2 separate regions of the Mus musculus genome follow, and region 2 is linked to region 1. A link is a loop called in an ENCODE intact Hi-C map of the cell type or tissue named here. Cell type or tissue: heart. All regions are shown on one strand. Each heading gives the region's core, and the rest is flanking DNA. Links, peaks and the distances in the headings are about the cores only.

Evidence for each region. Hi-C counts contacts between places; a loop is a spot of excess contacts. Peaks named below come from ENCODE experiments on the same cell type or tissue, not always from the same donor. Only the 100,000 strongest peaks of a DNase experiment are listed, where the experiment ranks them.
Region 2: a loop joins it to region 1, with 5 times the contacts of the local background. A loop is called at or near these places in 3 of 42 quality-filtered maps.

Annotation. Positions count from the first base shown.
Region 1 is chr7:138,939,032-138,947,364 of GRCm38, forward strand. It overlaps Jakmip3 (janus kinase and microtubule interacting protein 3), which reads left to right and starts at 1,699. Exons shown (of 20, transcript NM_028708.2): 1 at 1,699-1,769. In heart, for the core only: no CTCF peak of the experiment used is centred there; no DNase peak of the experiment used is centred there; H3K4me3 peaks cover 1,456 bases; H3K27me3 peaks cover 5,710 bases.
Region 2 is chr7:138,987,392-138,995,724 of GRCm38, forward strand. Jakmip3 (janus kinase and microtubule interacting protein 3) reads left to right here. Exons shown (of 20, transcript NM_028708.2): 2 at 1,890-2,132. The coding sequence starts at 1,998. Among named protein-coding and RNA genes, the nearest start is that of Jakmip3, 51 kb to the left of the region's middle. In heart, for the core only: no CTCF peak of the experiment used is centred there; no DNase peak of the experiment used is centred there; H3K27me3 peaks cover 426 bases.

The DNA.
Region 1 (8,333 bases), core at 268-8,267:
CAGCATCCCTCTGAATGCACTTGTTGTCCTGCTCCCCTCCTGGTCCTCCCACCTGCAGTAGTTTTGTGGAAAGGTCGCTAAAAACAAGTTGGCTGAGGCACACAAAGTAGGGCCAGGGTACAGACAATTCTGCCTGGGAGGTTGGCACAGGCTCAAAGACACATGGCAGCACCCGAGCTCTGCACCTGGTCTGTACCGTGGCCCCAACCCGTACCTCCGGGAGCCAGCCATGAGTTGTCTTCACTGGGACAGACCCTTATTTTGGATATGATTTTCATTTTCAGTCCACTGATCTCACATTGGTATTATCAGTTAGAGACCTGTTACTTGGAGATCCCATCACCCGACACGTGCCTCCCACCCCCGACCCACTTGCAGCTCTGTGTGTGTACATGCGCATGCGCGTGCGTGCGTGCGTGCTGGCTGTGTGATGTAGTCTGCCGGATGGTGGTCTACCTGAGGAGCTCTTCGCTCCAGTACTCACCCTCTCTCTGCATCTATCTATCCTGTCATCCAACCCTCAGAACTCACTCTGTCAGGTGAAGGCCCACCCAGACAGAATACCTATATGTTTTGTGAAGTTTCTTGTTATTCTGTGCTCAGTCTCCCATGTTCTTGGATTAGAGGCACGCACCACAATGTCTGGATGTGACAGTTACCTTTAATTGTCTTTTGGCACAACCTAGACAGAGTCACCTCGGAAAAGAGTCTCACTGAGAGATTGTCTACATGGGGCAGTCTTGTGAGCATTTCTGTGAGGATGTAATAAATTAATGTGAGAAAACCCAGCCCCATGTGGGTGGTACCATTCTCTAGGCAGAGGGACACCCCCAACCCCAAAGTGAAGAAATGGGAGTTGAACACAAGCGAATAAGCAAGTGAGAGCATGCGCTTCTCTCGGCTCTTGACTGCAGATATATGTAACTAGTTGTTTGAAGTTCCTGCCTTGACTTTCCCACAATGATAGACTATAACCTGGAATTGCATGCTGGAATATACTTATTTGTTCCCTGAGTTGCTTTTCGTCTTGGACTTTAATACAGCAGTAGAAATGAAACTAGAACACACGATCACAGGACAAAACAAACAAACAAACAAACAAAGTGAGGGAACAGAGTGCTGAGATACAGGTTTTAGGCAGAGCTCTTGACCCTAGGTTCTATGTCCAGTATCAGAAGGGGAGGGGGCAAAGAGAAGCAGGGAGGACAGAACTCTGAATGTTGGGGTCCGGGATAACATTTGTTTGCTGAAGCCTGAAAAAAACGTTTCTCTCCCTACAGAGCCCTGGAAAGCAGCTTTTGGAGCCGGGAAGCAAAGGGTTAAGGGTTGGGACACCCACGTGCAACTCGCGGGCGCTGCTCATGGCTGCTCACATCCAGCACGCAATGAGGGTGAGTGATTCCTACCACGGATAGTCCCTCGTAGGCGCGTGGCCCTGGGCGACCCGCAGGCACATTTAACCTGGATGGCTTTTAGATCCCCACACAGCACAGCGGGACCCTCTAAACCACCAGGGTCATCTTCGGCAATGTCATTTCTTACTTTAACGGACCCAGGACTTATTTCTTAAAGGAATAAGCGCAACGATCTGGGGAAGCCAAGGGGCGGGCGACGCTGGGCCGGCGCCGGCTGGAGCGCCTGCAGGGGCGGGCCGGGGTTCGGGGCGCTGCCCGTGGTGACGCGCGGCCCCCGCCCGCCGCAGCGCCACTGCGATGGCTGAGCCCGACCGTCGGACGCCGCCGCCCGAAGCCTGATCGAGGGGAACCTTGGTGAGCAGCGGTGCGATCCTCAGGATCCCACGCATCCCACAGTTGACCTGGGAGGGGATGAGGGACGCGCTTTGCAGGGCTCCTTACGCTCCACCCGCTCCTGGCACTGAATATTCAGGGCTGGCGGATGCCCTGCGCTGCGGGCTGTAGGTGGCTTGGGGTGCCGGGGATGACACCGGAATGGAGCAAGGTGGTGACGCCCAGGGTGGCGGAGATAGCACGGGAATAGAAAAGGGTGGCGATGCCCAGGGTGTATGGGGATGGCGCAGGGTAGCGACTCTTGGGGTGGCGCCGGGATGGAGCGGGATGGCACGGGGATGGAGCAGGGTGGCGGGGCTTGCTCGACTCTCCCTGGTGATCCGGGGTCCGGAGGCCTTGCCCGAGTTGGGGTGTTTGCCTCTCTGGGAGATTTCTCGCGTTCCACTGGCAATTTATTTCACTGCACCGGTTTCCCGCGGTGTGCGGGAGCAGGGCCAGCCCAGCGCAGGCCTAGGGAGCTGCCGGTGACGCTGCGCTGGGTGTGGACGCGCAGGTGCGCCGCCGCCGCCGCTGCCGCTGCCGCTGGGGACTCGTCGTCTTCACAGTACCTCCTCCAGGATGGTGCTGCCAGGCCTTTTAGATTTTTAATTTTGGGGCAGATGGTTTAAATTTTTCCCGTGTTCCCGTTTCCGGGATGAACGCACAGCAGTGGGATCTATGCTGAGGATATGCAAGGCCACCGAATTACCATTTACTTGCGTTTGGGAGTTGGTGAGAGGACGCTGGCCTGGGCACTTTTCTTAGGAAAAGGACCTGCCTATCCATTTGACCTTGCCTACTTAAAAAAGAAAATGTTAGGGTTTTTAAAAAGGCAAAAATCAAAAAAACAAAAAAACCAAACCTTCTGCTTCCCAGCTAGATTCAGGCTTCCTCCACAAGATGGTGAAATGTGCAGAGCCCTCTTTGCCGACTGCCTGCAAATACAGCTAAGCCGGCAGTGAAGCCAGTGGTGACTCAGATCTGGGCGCTCTCTGCAGAACAGCAGGACACCAGAAAAGGCTCTGGCCTTGGTTGTGGGGCCCAAACTAGAGAACAGAGTTGCGGGAGTGGGTACTTCCAGCTTGCTCTGTAGGTGGAGTGAAGAAGGCCAGGGTCCTCTTTCCACCAAGGTACCCAATTAATACACCGAGAACAAGGCCCTCTTGGCCCTCTTTTCTCAGGAAGCCAACGTGTGGTTGTGAATTTAAACCCTTAGAGCAATAGCCTGCAGTATTTCACTCTACACTGGTGGGGCTAGGAGTCTGGTTCACCAAGCTTTGAGGCACACCAACACGGAAGACATTAGAGTGTTTTCTGCAGGAAGAGCATTGGCCAAGCCCACACGGTTCCAAGTGGTTTCTGTGCCTGAGGACCTGTGTCCCCTTCCCGGGGGTTGCCCTGGCAGAACCAAGTTGTGTGGCTGTAAGGAAATACCATAACCACTGGTCTAACCTTAGCTTAAAAGAGAATCGTCAGCCATACATAAGCCACCATAGCTTGTTCAAAAAAATTGGTAAGTAAACGGTGTGATTTGGAAAGGAGAAAGTGGATGTTGGCTGAGTCCTGATGGAACAGAGAACCTGTCACTAATGGCCTTTGCTGCCCTGCCTCTCCTGTTTCTCATAAGAATCTCCCACCCACAACCTGACCCTAGTGGCAGCTGATGGCAGTCAGCCAGCCAGTTCAAGGTCTGAGGTTTGGGCACCAAAGTTTGTATTCTTTGTGATTTCAAAATCCAGGAGAATGAAAAAAAAAAGCTATAATAATTCAAAAGGTATTGCTGGATGTGGTGGCTCACACCCCCTGGAGTTTGAGGCAGGAGGATTGCTTTGAGTTCAGGCTGGGCTATATAGTATGTTCTGGACCTACATGGTGTCCAGAATATGATCGTGCCACAATACTAAATATGTCTTGGGCTACAGACTAGGACCTTGTCTTGATAATGAAATCAGTAAAACTTGTTATTACGTGAAGTGAAAAGATAAAAAGGAACTCTGTCATAAGCAGCACTGTAGGCGCCGTCCTGTTTCCCTTACGGGAGGCGGCTTCACATGAATCTTTCGCCATCACCTCGCCTAGGTCTCTAGTGAGAGCAGCATGGCCTTCTCCATCAGAACAACCAGATGGGCTCTTCTTCTATTTTTGCCTTTATTACGGCAGGTGAGAGCACTCTTCAGGATGTCTGTCCTCTTAACAGATTCTAAGTATAATGGCTTCGGTGTGAAACATCTCCCACGGGCTCCTGTGTGAACATCTTGTCCTCAGAGCCCCAGCCGCCATGCCTCCCCCAACCCTCCCCACCCCTTTGCTGTGAAACTGAACTACAATAAAATCACCCCTCCCTTAAGTCCCCCTTGGCTTAGTACTGGGTGGCAGCAATGAGAAAAGCCGCACACAAAGCTCACAATACTTCCAGTGTCAATCATGGACGATTACCAGCTGTAGCCACGGTGTCCCATAGTAGACACCTAGAGCACATGCCTGCTTCTAAAGCCCACCATTGCAATCTGGCTTGACCATGTTGGATCTCTCATGAGTGGCGCCATCTGGCTTTTGTCTGTCTGGGATTGGCTTGTTTGATTTTCCATAATGTCCTTAGCATGGTGCCGTTTCCTTCTTTGTCAAGTACTATCTCACCATGGGCACCCCACACTTTTCAACCCCTTCTTGATGAACATTCCAAGCCCATTCTATGTTTATGCGTTTGCTGTGGGTCATCTACACCAGCATATGTGTGTTCTAGGCAGTCAGCATTTGGTTGGGAAGGAAGTGTGTTCAGGGGCTATGTGTGCTCTGCTGAGCTCGCCCCCTAGTGCAGTTGCCCGTGGGAACCTAGAAAGGTGCTGGGGAAGAGGACAGCACCAAGGGCTGTGTTCCTGGAATTGGTGGCCGAGCTTGGATCCAGGTGTGACAGCCTGGAGTTAGGGTAGGCATGCAGCTAGCTGTAATCATGGACTGGCTAGCTGCTTCCTTTGAGTGTTAAGAATATAGGAGGCTTGGTTGGGGTGTAGCCCACACTGGCCAGCAAGCCTACTATATCCACTGGGTCTCTGCATACCCTGTACTTACTTATACACTGTGGTTAGCGGGTGTCCAGGAATAGATAGAAGTGAACAGAGGCTGTTGCCTGGTGTAGCTGTCTCAGTAAAAGGGTTCAACTGAGCTGCAGAGGGGCTTAAACTGTTCCTGGCAGTAAGTGGAACTCAAGGGCAAGGTCTACTGTGGTGTCCGTAAGGACCTTCCACCTGGTCTGCCCTGTGAGGCCCCAGCTCCCTTTTCATGCTGTGTATCTCTTTCTTCATTCCCCTCCTTAGTGAGCCAGGTTGGATTACCTGTCCCCACTGGGACTGAAGGATCAGGGTGGGGTGGGGGTGGGGCAGGTCTAGCCTGGAGCAGCTGACAACAGCAGTCCTTTAACTAACACTGGAGCCTTGCTGACATTACAGCCATGCTTGCATACTCTGGGTCTCTCTGCAGCTCTGATTCCACACAGCCTGATGTTCAAACTGGGGCAACACAACCCAAAAGGGTGGCTATCTCAATCACCCTTCAGCTATCAGACAAAAGTAGTAGACTGAGCTCTCAGAAAGCCCACATCGGAATCTGCACCCAATAGTGCCATGAAGTCCTTCCTAGTGGCTTACTTGCCTTCTTTCTTCCTTATTTTTCCTTTGTCTATGTATGTGGTGTGTGTGTGTGTGTGTGTGTGTGTGTGTGTGTGTGTGTGTGTGTGTGTACAGGCACATGCATGAGGGTGCCCCCATCATATCACACACATATGGAGGTCAGAGTAAAATATCAATCCTTAACTTCTATCTTGAGACAGGGTCTCTTGTTTCCTACTACACATTCCAGGTTCGCTGTCTCCAGAGCTTCTGGGATTCTTCTGTCTCCAACTCCCCATTTCACAACAGGGTGCTAGGAACACAGACACATTACCCATACCTGGCTTTTTCTCACGGCTCCTGGGGATTCAAACTCAGGTTTTTTAGACTTTCATAGAGTAGTAAAGATCTATTGAATCTCCCCAATCCTTCCTTTTTTCCTTTTATTTCTTTTCCTTTTTTTTATTTCATTTTTTCTTTTGTTGTTTTGAGATAGAGTCTCACTGTGCAACCTGGGCAGCCTTGGGTTGAATTCACTATGTTGTCCAGTCTGGCCTTGAATTTATATGGCAGATCTCCTGTCCCAGCCTTCGGTTTGTCGGGATTACTAGTGTGCGCCATCACACCTATCTTTTTGACAGCTTACTTTCTAACCCCTCTGCTGATGTTTTATGGTCTTGGTATCTCAATTTTGTGTTCTTGCTACACCGAGGCTATCCTAGGTTGGTGTCTTATAGTGGAGAAATGACAGCTGGATTGTGTCGCTCCAGTGCTCGCCTTTGATTGGAGGTTGGCAGGTGCTTGGTCTTTGCCATGTCCAGCAGGCATTGGTAAAACTTGTGCCCTCAGCAGTTCAGGGTGAAATGTTGAAGAATCACTAGGAAGCCTGAGTGAAAGGAGCCCTTCTAGCCATTGCCACCGCCACCACTGTCACCACCACCACTGTCACCACCACCAGGAGCAGCTGAAACTCCAGGGCTGGGGATCCTGTGTGTTCCAAGGCTAAAGATCTTCTGGTTTTTGTTGTTGTTGTTGTTGTTGGTTTGGTTTGGTTTTGTTTTGATTTGTTTTCTGTAGCATTTGGATTAAAACCCCAAGAGGAGTTGGAAGTAAACCGGGAAGCAAACCCAAGAAGAAGTGAGATTCAGGATTCCCCCTCTGCACTCCTGCCTCCTTTTATCCCAGCGTGAGCCCCGAGGGCAGGGACAGGGCAGGGGCTACCCAGGGTAGTAAGGCCTTTCAGGAGTCAGAGGAAGCTGCTGTCTCCCACTCTCCCCAGGGATTCCATTGCAGCACAAGCTTAAAGAGGGGGTGGAGGTGACTTTGTAGGCTGTGTGTGTCTTAACTGTGGCAAAATATGCACATTATAAGATTTGACACCTGGGCCTCTTGAGCAGGGTACAGTTCTGTAGCATTAAGCACATTTACACTTTTATGAAACCATCACGCCCGTCACCCACCTCTAGATCTATTTTTGTCTTGCAAACCTAAGGTTCAGGGGCTGAAGAGACAGCTATGCAGTTAAGAGCCCTTTCTGCTCTTCCAAGTGTTAGAAACAAAGAATAATTCTGATGTCGCACAAAGGAATAAGGTGGTTTCTTTTTGAAAAAAAAAAAAAAAAAAAAAAGGTGTGCCACCACTCAAAAGGGGCCCAGCAAGCACAGCAGGGGAGAAGCAGCAATTGGTTTCTGTTCCAAGGCAGGAGGTAACAGGCGCCTTTGCATAAACAAACGGTCTACCTGGTGGGGGAAGCTTGTAGAATATTGGCCCTTGACAGGCTGGCAACCTCTGATAGAATAAAACCTCATGGATCACAAGGGAGCCTGAGTACAGTTCCCAGCACCCATTTGGGGCATCTTGTAAGTGCCTGTAGCTCCAGCTCCAGAAGATAGGACACTGTCTTCTGTAGAAACCTTCACGTGTAGACACACAAACACACACATTAAGAGGGAGTAGAAATTGTTTGTTTGTTTGTTTGTTTTTTGTTTTTTGTTTTTTGTTTTTTTTGTTTTTTTTGAGACAGGGTTTCTCTGTATAGCCCTGGCTGTCCTGGAATTCACTTTGTACACCAGGCTGGCCTCAAACTCAGAAATCTGCCTGCCTCTGCCTCCCAAGTACTGGGACTAAAGGTGTGTGTCACCTCCGCCCGGCTGTAGAATTTAAAAAAAAAAAAAAAACCTCTGAAACTTCATGGGACCAAAGGCCTCTTCTCCCATTGATGCCATCCTCTGCTACATATATGGCTGGAGCCATGGGTGCCTCCATGTGTACTCCTTGGTTGGTGGTTTAGACCCTGGTAGCTCTTGTTGGTTGATATTGTTGTTCTTCCTATGGTGTTGCAAACCCCTTCAGCTCCTTCAGTCCTTTCTTTGCGGGAGTGGGTGGATAGGTGGGGGCATACCCTCAGAGAAGCAGGAGGAGGGAGGATGGAATAGAGAGTTTCTGGAGAGGGGAGTCAGGAAAGGGGATAACATTTGAAATGTAAATAAATAAAATATCCAATTAAAAAACAAACAAACAACAAAACAAAAAAACAACAAAAAAAAACCTCCGAAAGGTTATCCTCTTTAGACCCCACCCCCCCGTTGACCTCCCAGGCTCCCACCATTTCTGATCTGCCCATTCTGGGTCATCAGGAGTGAAATTGTAGTGTGGACCTTCTTGTGACTGGCTTGTCTCACCAGACATCATCTCTTCAAGGCTCATCCATGCTGCACTGGGAGGTGCTGGCATCCCCCTCTGTCTTCTTGTTAATTAAAAAAATTTTTTTTTATTCATGTGTTTATGTTTCTGGTGTCAGTAGAGCCAGAAGAGGGCATCGGATTCTCTGGAGCTGGGGTTGCAGGCAGTTATGAGCTGCCTGACACGGGTGCTAGGATTTGAACTCATATACTCTGGAAGAACAAGGGCTCTTAGCCGATGAGCCATCTCTCCAGCCTTT
Region 2 (8,333 bases), core at 190-8,189, 48 kb after region 1:
TGTGTCTGGGGCTGAGCTGATGTGCGGCCAAGGACATCCTTAGTCTCCAGGCCCTACATCTCTGGGTTCCATCCTATCGGAGCTCTGATCATACTGAGGCTGCTACTCTAACCTGGCCCTGCTGCGGCCTGCTGCTGACTTCTGCCCCCAGTGCTACTTCAGGCAGACTCTGCCCAGTGGTGACTGCAGAAGGCCCTTCTCAGACCACATGGGCCTGCACTGTCTCATTCACATAGCAACTTGGGCTGTGAGCACTGACCTTCTGGGAACTACCCTGACACACACACCTTGACGTTGGTTACCTCTGGGTGGGGCTGGTAACATGGTTTTATCAAGGCAAGATTCTTTTCCTTTTTCTGTTTTTGTTTGAGATGGGGGGTGGGGTTTACATTTCATAGTCTTGGCTGTCCAACAGCTTGATATGTAAATCAAGTTGGCCTCAAACTCATAGAAATCTGTCTCCTTCTGTCTCCTAAATGCTGGGATTAAAGGTGTGTGATATTGCACCTAGAGGAGTTTTATTTTAAAATGAATAAAAACAAACCAACCAAACCTATTGGAGACACTGGATAAATGTTGGTGTCTTGGAGTGGCTATGGTGGTCCTACAGGGGCCCTGAACCTTGTTGGCAGCTGATGAGGCAATGAGGGGTGTGTGTGTGTGTGTGTGTGTGTGTGTGTGTGTGTGTGTGTGTGTAAATTAAAGCAGGAATCTCATGGGCTGTGTCTGATACTATTGGCTGGAATCGGGTACAGAATTGCCATTGATAAGATGTGGTCAGGAAGGCAGCAGGCTTAGCTGGGCAGGGTATGGAGACTCAGAAGCTAAGACTACACCTTGGTCACAGAGGTTGGTGAAGCTACACCAGGGCCTATGGCTTCCTCCTCAGCATCCATGATAGCTCCCTATCCCAAGACCATCAGGATATTTGAATACAATCAATCATTTTGCTCAGTCATTTTTGTGAAGATACTGGTGTTTCTAGCCAATAGTATAAACAGAGTAAATAAACCCATTTAGGAGACCAGCCAAGGTGGCTCCCAAGCCCTAGACATGGGTGATGGACAGACACACCTGGGAGATGTCACAGCTAGTTGCATAGCAATGGAGAACTCACACCCAAGACTTCCATTTCTAGGTGGGAAGGGCAGCAGGTAGCTGCCCAGGGTTAAGCTGGGATCTAGTGCTCCAGGGAGTCCTGCCAGGGTTTGTGGGTTATTCCTTGGTGAGCTGGCACTCCACTTCTATGTGAAAGTACAAACAGCCTCCTTGAGACCCATGTGCTCCCTCCCCTCCCTTATACTTCACTCTATTCCCCTTCCTTTCTCTTCCCCTCCCTCCCCTCCCCTCCCCTCTCCTCCCCTCTCCCTCCCCTCTCCTCCCCTCTCCCTCCCCTCCCCTCCCCCTCCCCCTTCCCTCCCTCCTCCCCTCCCCATCTCTTTACTCCTTGCCTACTTCTACCCACTGAGTTTCCTGGATGAAGTTTGTGAATCCCTGGATTGACCCTGGGTTGTAGCCTCTATTCCATCAACTTTTCTTAGCTCATGGTTTACAGTTACTGTTGCTGCCATGGGTCTCACACCTACATTTGAAACTCTAGGTTTAGAGTTGCAGAGCAGATTCTTTGTAAAGGAGCAAAGGATTAGCATGTCCAATGCACGGAGTCCCTGTCCGAGGATACTGCACAGCGGTAGATGCCTCTGGGATCAGACTTGGTTCTCAGCAAATACAGTCAGGACAGCATCTTGGATGAGAGTAGACGAGGAGTCAGCTATGCCCCTGCCCCAACACCAAGACCCTGAGCTCTAGGCTGAAGTCTCATGGCTGAGGGGCCACTGTGGCATCTGGCCAGGTACAATCTGCTCACCGTGGCTGTGTTTTTCCTTCAGGTGACTGAGAAAATGTAACGGAGGACACCTGCCAAGAGTTTGGCGTGGATACCCTGGCCCAGACGGAGCAGCTGCCCCTGGGTGTCTTTCTGGCCATCCAGCCTCACCATGTCAAAGAAGGGTGCAGGCAGCCGGGCCAAGGGGGACAAAGCAGAGACACTCGCTGCATTGCAGGCTGCCAACGAGGAGCTGCGAGCCAAGCTCACAGACATCCAGATCGAGCTGCAGCAGGAGAAGAGCAAGGTGGGCACTGAAGCCTCTACCCCTGGTCCCCAGCTTCTGCCCCAGCCCTGGTCCCCTGCCCTGAGCTCCTGATGCAGGACCCCTGCCCCAGGTTCCCTGCCCCAGTCCCCTCCCACCCCCGTCATAGACTCCCATCCCAGGTTTCTTGCCCTAAGCTCCTTCTCCAAGTCTCTTGCTCAAAGCTCCTGCCCCTGGAGCCAAATGATTCTATATAAAGGAGGATGTGACCAAGTCTCTGCAGAGGTTCCTGCTTCTTTACCCTGGTGGGTATCTCTGGGGAAGAGAATGGCAGGTGGAGAGACTTGGGAGTTCAAAATCCATTGGGAGTGCACATAGGGACTCCCAACCAATGGGACATCCCTCCCACAGAGGGTGTATGCCATGGGTCCTTGGGGGGCCTTGTCAAATAGCACAGTCCTGGGGACAACACTGAGTTTGCCTTGAGGTTTTCCTGGTGGACTTGAACTGAACAGAATAAGTCAGTGTGAGCACATATAAACGCAGGCTCAGCAACTGCTTTGTGAGGCCAGCACTGGCTGTGCATTGAAAAATAAACTAACCTCTGTATGTGTACTGAGAGCCCCTTACTGTGGCAGGACTATATCTGTGACCACACTTGTAGCCCCAGGGAATTTTGCTTGTCCTCCAAAGCATTTTGAAGATAGGATGAGTGGCTTGTTAGGGACCCAGCATTAGCAGTGTCTTCTGTTCTCCACTAACAACAAGCATCTTTTCCATATAAACAATACTATGCCATGGAGATCACCAAGCAGACTATCTCTCTCACATCCTCAGTTACTCCACACCACGCCCATTGCAGCAGTACCACATGTGTTTTATGTGCAGTTTGTTAAAGCACAGCCATCTCACAACACCCTGAGGGTACCTTCGCCTGCTTATAAAAAGCATCTCGGCTGTTTCCAAGCCTCAGCAGCTCTGGGTACTTACAAGATTAACAGCAATAGGAAGGTACCCCTGGCTGTGTGGACACAGAGCCCACTGCAGGGAACAGGTACCTGCAGAAGGAGGTCCCAGAAGCGAGATGTGCTCTGAGTTCTTAAATACTGACTAGTGGGAAGATGTGGCACAGGGACTTGCATCCCTGGCACCTTGTCTGGTTTCTTTTCCAGGTCTCACTTGGGCTTTGCCTCTTTTCCTTTACAACCCACTCACTAAATGAAGATACACACCAGACATAGCCTTCAAGTCTCCCCAAAATGTAGCTTCTCTCAGCAACTAGAAACAAGACTGTAGGAAGCTGTCAGGAATCTGTGTAGTTCTCACAGCCCCTCCTACTTACCACTCAGCTGAGGACGATTTGCCTAAGTCATCATATTCGTTATTTTCCTTGTTGCTGTCACAAATACCCGATAAAAACGACTTGAGGAAAGAAGCACTTATTTTGGCTCTCAGTTTGAAGGCGCAGTCCTTCACGGTGAGGGGAGGCGCGGCGGCAGGAGCTTGAGGCAGCTGCTCCCACTGCATCCGTGGACAGAGGGCAGAGGGATGAGCGCTGGCTTGCAACTCACTTTTTCCTTTTATTCATGTCAGGACTCCAACACAAAATGGTGCCACCCAATTTTAGGATGGATCTTCTGGCCTTATCTAACCCCTTCTAGAAACTCCTTCACAGATACATATGAAGTTTTGTCTCTTACGTGAGTCCAGATCCTGCCATGTCAACAATGTTAACACCACAGTCATGGCCAACTAGGAAGTAAAGCTATGAAACTGAGCATTAAAACCACTAACAATATTCTTAGTCTTTCTGGAGTCCATTTAATGGAGGTGTCAAAATAAGATCATAATTCCAACTACAAGACAAAACTAGTTATAGAACTGGTATCCATGTTTCATTCTCAAGAGATTCTGGATGCTTTTGAAGCTACTAATAGTTAGCCAGGGAACCCTTCCTAGACAGATAAACTTGCCATAGACCTCCAAGTGTGTCTGGAATTGAGATATAGCCCCTTGAGCCACCTGTAATCCTGCTGGGCCTGATGGTCCCCATACTTCACTGGTGGTCAGGGCAGCTAGATCTGTGCTAGGTGTTAGGACAAAGGCAGGACACAAAGTACTACTTCCTGGCAGAGCCTGGCCTTCACCACCCTAAGGGAAGACCCAGATTCAAGCCCACTGACAAAAGGGCACAGCTATAGGTTATGTGAAATCACTTCCCCTGAATAATGCAATCTCAATTTGGACCTAGCAATCAAACCTGCAGCCTCTGAGTATCTCAGTTGTGGTCCTGGCCTAGTGCATGGTCCTGCTGCTCTGCAACAGCAGTTTCTTACTCTGCAATGCCCAGGGCCAAGTGTGGAAGGAAGCCAGCAACTGCAGCAGCTAGAAGCTTAGCACCTCAGACTTGATGAGCGGCTGATTCTTGAGGAATATTGAGTGCATTAAGGCTTGTCAGTGGAGGGCACCAATCAAACACTGTTCTTCTCCAGCTCACACAGTGAAGCTGGGTAGTTCAATGATGGTTGTCTGCTGTCTGCACACTGGAGAAGTCGAGAACCCGTAAGGGTATTAAGCCGGGTGCCTCCCTCAGCAGTTCTAATGCTGCACTGAAAGCCTAAAGTTCCTTGGGATGTCACTGGTATTCAGACTCTGTAGGAAGGTTCAAGTTGCTGGATGCTGAGGATGCAGGGATTGACACGCTCACTCACATCCTCAGACTCACTCAGGCAGGCAGTACCGCTTTGCCCCAGCCCTCTTCGTATTTGGACTATGTGGTGGTTTGAGTAAAGGTGTCCCTCTTAGGCTCATAGATTTAAATGCTTGGTCACCAGGGGGTGGCACGACTTGAAAGGATTAAGAGGCGGGTCCTTGTTGGAGGTAGTGTGTCACTAGAGGTGAGCTTTGAGGTTTCAAGAGCCCAAGATAGGCCCAGTGGCTCTGCTCATCCTGCTGCCTGCAGATGCAGATCATGTAGATCATCTTCTTCAGCATCACATCTGTCTGCATGCCGCCATGCTCCCTGCCCTGTTGACAATGAACTCTGAAACTGTAAGCAAGCCCCAATTAAATGCTTTTCTTTTAGATACGAGTTGCCCTGGTCATGGTGTCTCTTCACACCAATAGAACACTGGCTAAGACAGATTGCTCATTGGGGTGTGCCACATTGTTTGTTTGTTTGTTTGTTTTAAAGGCATAGTCTCATTATATAGACTAGGCTAGTAGCCTGGAATTCACAAAGATCTACCTGCCTCTGCTTTCCAAATGCTGGGATTAAAGGGGTGAGCCACCACACCAGACCACCACTCATTTTTGTTTTTGGGTTTTTTTTGGAGACAGTTTCTCTATGTAACAGCCCTGGCTGTCCTGAAGTTTGCTTTGTAGATCAGGCTGGCTTCAAACTCACAAAGATCTGCCTGCCCCTGCATCCCAAATGTTGGGATTAAAGGCATGTACCAACTCTGCCTGGTTCAATTAGTAGTTTTTAAAATTAAATATTCTAGTGCACTACAGTCCAAAGATAGAGGCATTTGATACTTACATGCTGAGAGATGATGTAGGGACATATTTTCTTAGTTAGGGCTTCCATTGCCGTGAACAGACACTATGACCAAGACAACTTTTATAAAGGACAGCATTTAATTGGGTCTGGCTTACAGGTACAGAGAGGTTCAGTCCATTATCATCAAGGCAGGGGGCATGGCAGCATCCAGGCAGAAATGATGCTGGAGGAGCTGAGAGTTCTACATCTTGTTCCAAAGACAAACAGAAAAAGATTGGCTTCCAGGCATCTAGAAGAAAGGCCTCTCAAAGCCAACCCCCACAGTGAGACACTTCCTCCAGCAAAGCCACACCTCCTAATAGTGGCATTCCCTGGGCCAAGCATATTCAAATCACCACACATAGTAAAAGTCTTTCCCCCCATAATGAAGTCATTATGTGTCTATGCGAGCAGAAACTATGCACAATAAAAACTCTGTAACCCACAATATGTTTGCCTTCCATCTAAGCCCCAGTGTTTTAGGCATCATTGTCTGAGAATGGCTGGTGGACTTAGGAAAAAATCTGCTTCTATTCAGGACACATGCAACTTTCATTTTTTAAAATATTTCCTATAACCTAAGATACAGAGGGTAGATTGCACACTGTCAGATAGTTCAAAACACCAGCAGGATACTGTAGAGGCTGGGGAAGCAGAGGGGAAGTTGGAAGGACAGCAGCCAGTTTGGATCAACTTAGAGTTTGTGTATGCTGGTGAGCATGCCTGTGGGTTTTGGCCTAGTTGGTGAGAGAAGTCTGGGTGAGGAGTTTGTACAGGGGGTCCAGAGCTGTGGTTTGGCAGGTACCTGGGAGACTTGCTGAGATAGCCAAGTAGAGGCTGTTGGCTGGGCAGCTGAGCGTTCTTTGGGGAGCACTGGGCTTGAGTGGATGTGGGAGTCACCAGGTATTGGGGAATTTCAATTTGAGAGTATATAGGAATAAGGAGACCCAGTGCCAAGTATGGAGCCTTCAGACAGTTGGCAGTGAAGGAAGACAAGCAGGAAGGAAGCCCTGTGGCACTGCCTTAGTGCTGGAACTTTCTTCTGGTCTTTGCTATTAAGTTATGTGACTGAGAAACACATAATTTGAGCCTTTCTTTTACTGATTGTGCAGTCATGGCTGATCTGTGATTTTTGTCTGCACAGTCCCAGGTGGCTGTATTTTCACTGCACTTGATGCCAATGTCTTGAACTTAAATAGAGGGAACTTACTAGTGTTTCCCTGGGGGACCATGCCCATACCATTCTGGGTATTAATGGTTCTGCGCTCATGGAGTGGGAAAAATATTCCCATAAGGAGCTTTGAAGGTAGCTGGGGCTTAAAGAATAAGATTCTCCTTATTGCTCATAGTCACGGCTCTTTCCGAATGGAGCAAGCAACCTGGCTTCCTGACCCTGCCAGAGGCCAGCCTTGTGCTGAACATGTATCAGACAAGCCTATACCCTTAGCCATCTGTGCAATCCTCTCTATTCTCCATCACCCGTCTCTCTCTACAGCCCTGATTGCTTTTCTCATTTTTCCCAGTCCTCATAATGAAACAGACTATATATATATATATATACATATACATATACATATACATATACATATACATATATATATATATTAGATACTACATTGTAGCTAGTTTTTTTTTCTTTTAATAAAAAAGTCTCATGTAAAATGGGTGCTTGGTACACATGTATGTCTGTGCATCACGTGCATAATGAGTGCCCTTAGAAGTCCTGGGGCTAGAGGAAGAGATGGATACGAGCTGCCATGTGGGTGCTGGGAATTGAACTTCAGTCCTCTGGAAGAGCAACCTGTGCTCTTAACCGCCGAGTCATTGCTCCAGCCGCATGGCTAGGTTTTGAGGCTGTGACCTTCACACCTTTTGTTTGTTGTCATTAGCGTGACTTAATGTAAGAAATGTGCCTACCTTGTGATCGCAACGCCGCACACACCTAGTCTCAAAGCATTTGTTACCTAAATCCATTGCCCACTAATGGTCTTGACCTGATTCCAGCAAACCAAGCTTACAATGACTCCTAATCCCGCCCAGAAGACAGTGGACAATGACCAGAAGCTCCAGAGAGATTTCTCCAAGGAACACAAATGAAAGCAAGTGTTTATATGACACGTTGTTTTAATATGTCACTATGCTCAAGTTCCCAGGTGGCTGGTTGGGGTTGACACCCTTTGAAACTGCTGAAGACAGTGGAGCGGGTCCCCTGCTCTGCAAGTGACTCCACAGCAGTACCAGGACATGAAAGATGCTGCTGTGGTTTCATTACAGTGCTTCCTGGGGGTGTCTATAGGAGAAGAGTCAGAGATGAGCATAACTATGTAGGACTCTATTCTCAGCTCTGCTAATGAGAGTGGAGCAGTACACAGCCACCTCATTATCCAGGCCTGGGAAACGGCTAAAAAGAGCAGGGTATGCGTACACAGTGCGCTGCTTTAGGGCTCGGGGCCTCACTGGGAAGGAATGGTTGCTGATGAGGAACGGCTTGCTGTATGGTTGCCTAGGAAGCACAGACAGGATGGCTGTACAGATTCCTCTTGAACCTGTTTGTTGAGAAGAACCCTTGCCTGTGCCAAGGTCATGGAGACACTTTGCCATGCCTTCTCCTAAAAGTGCAGTTTTGATTGAGTGTATATGTGCTGTACATGCATGTGTGCACGTATGTGGGTGTGGGTATGTATGTATGCCTGTTCACATGT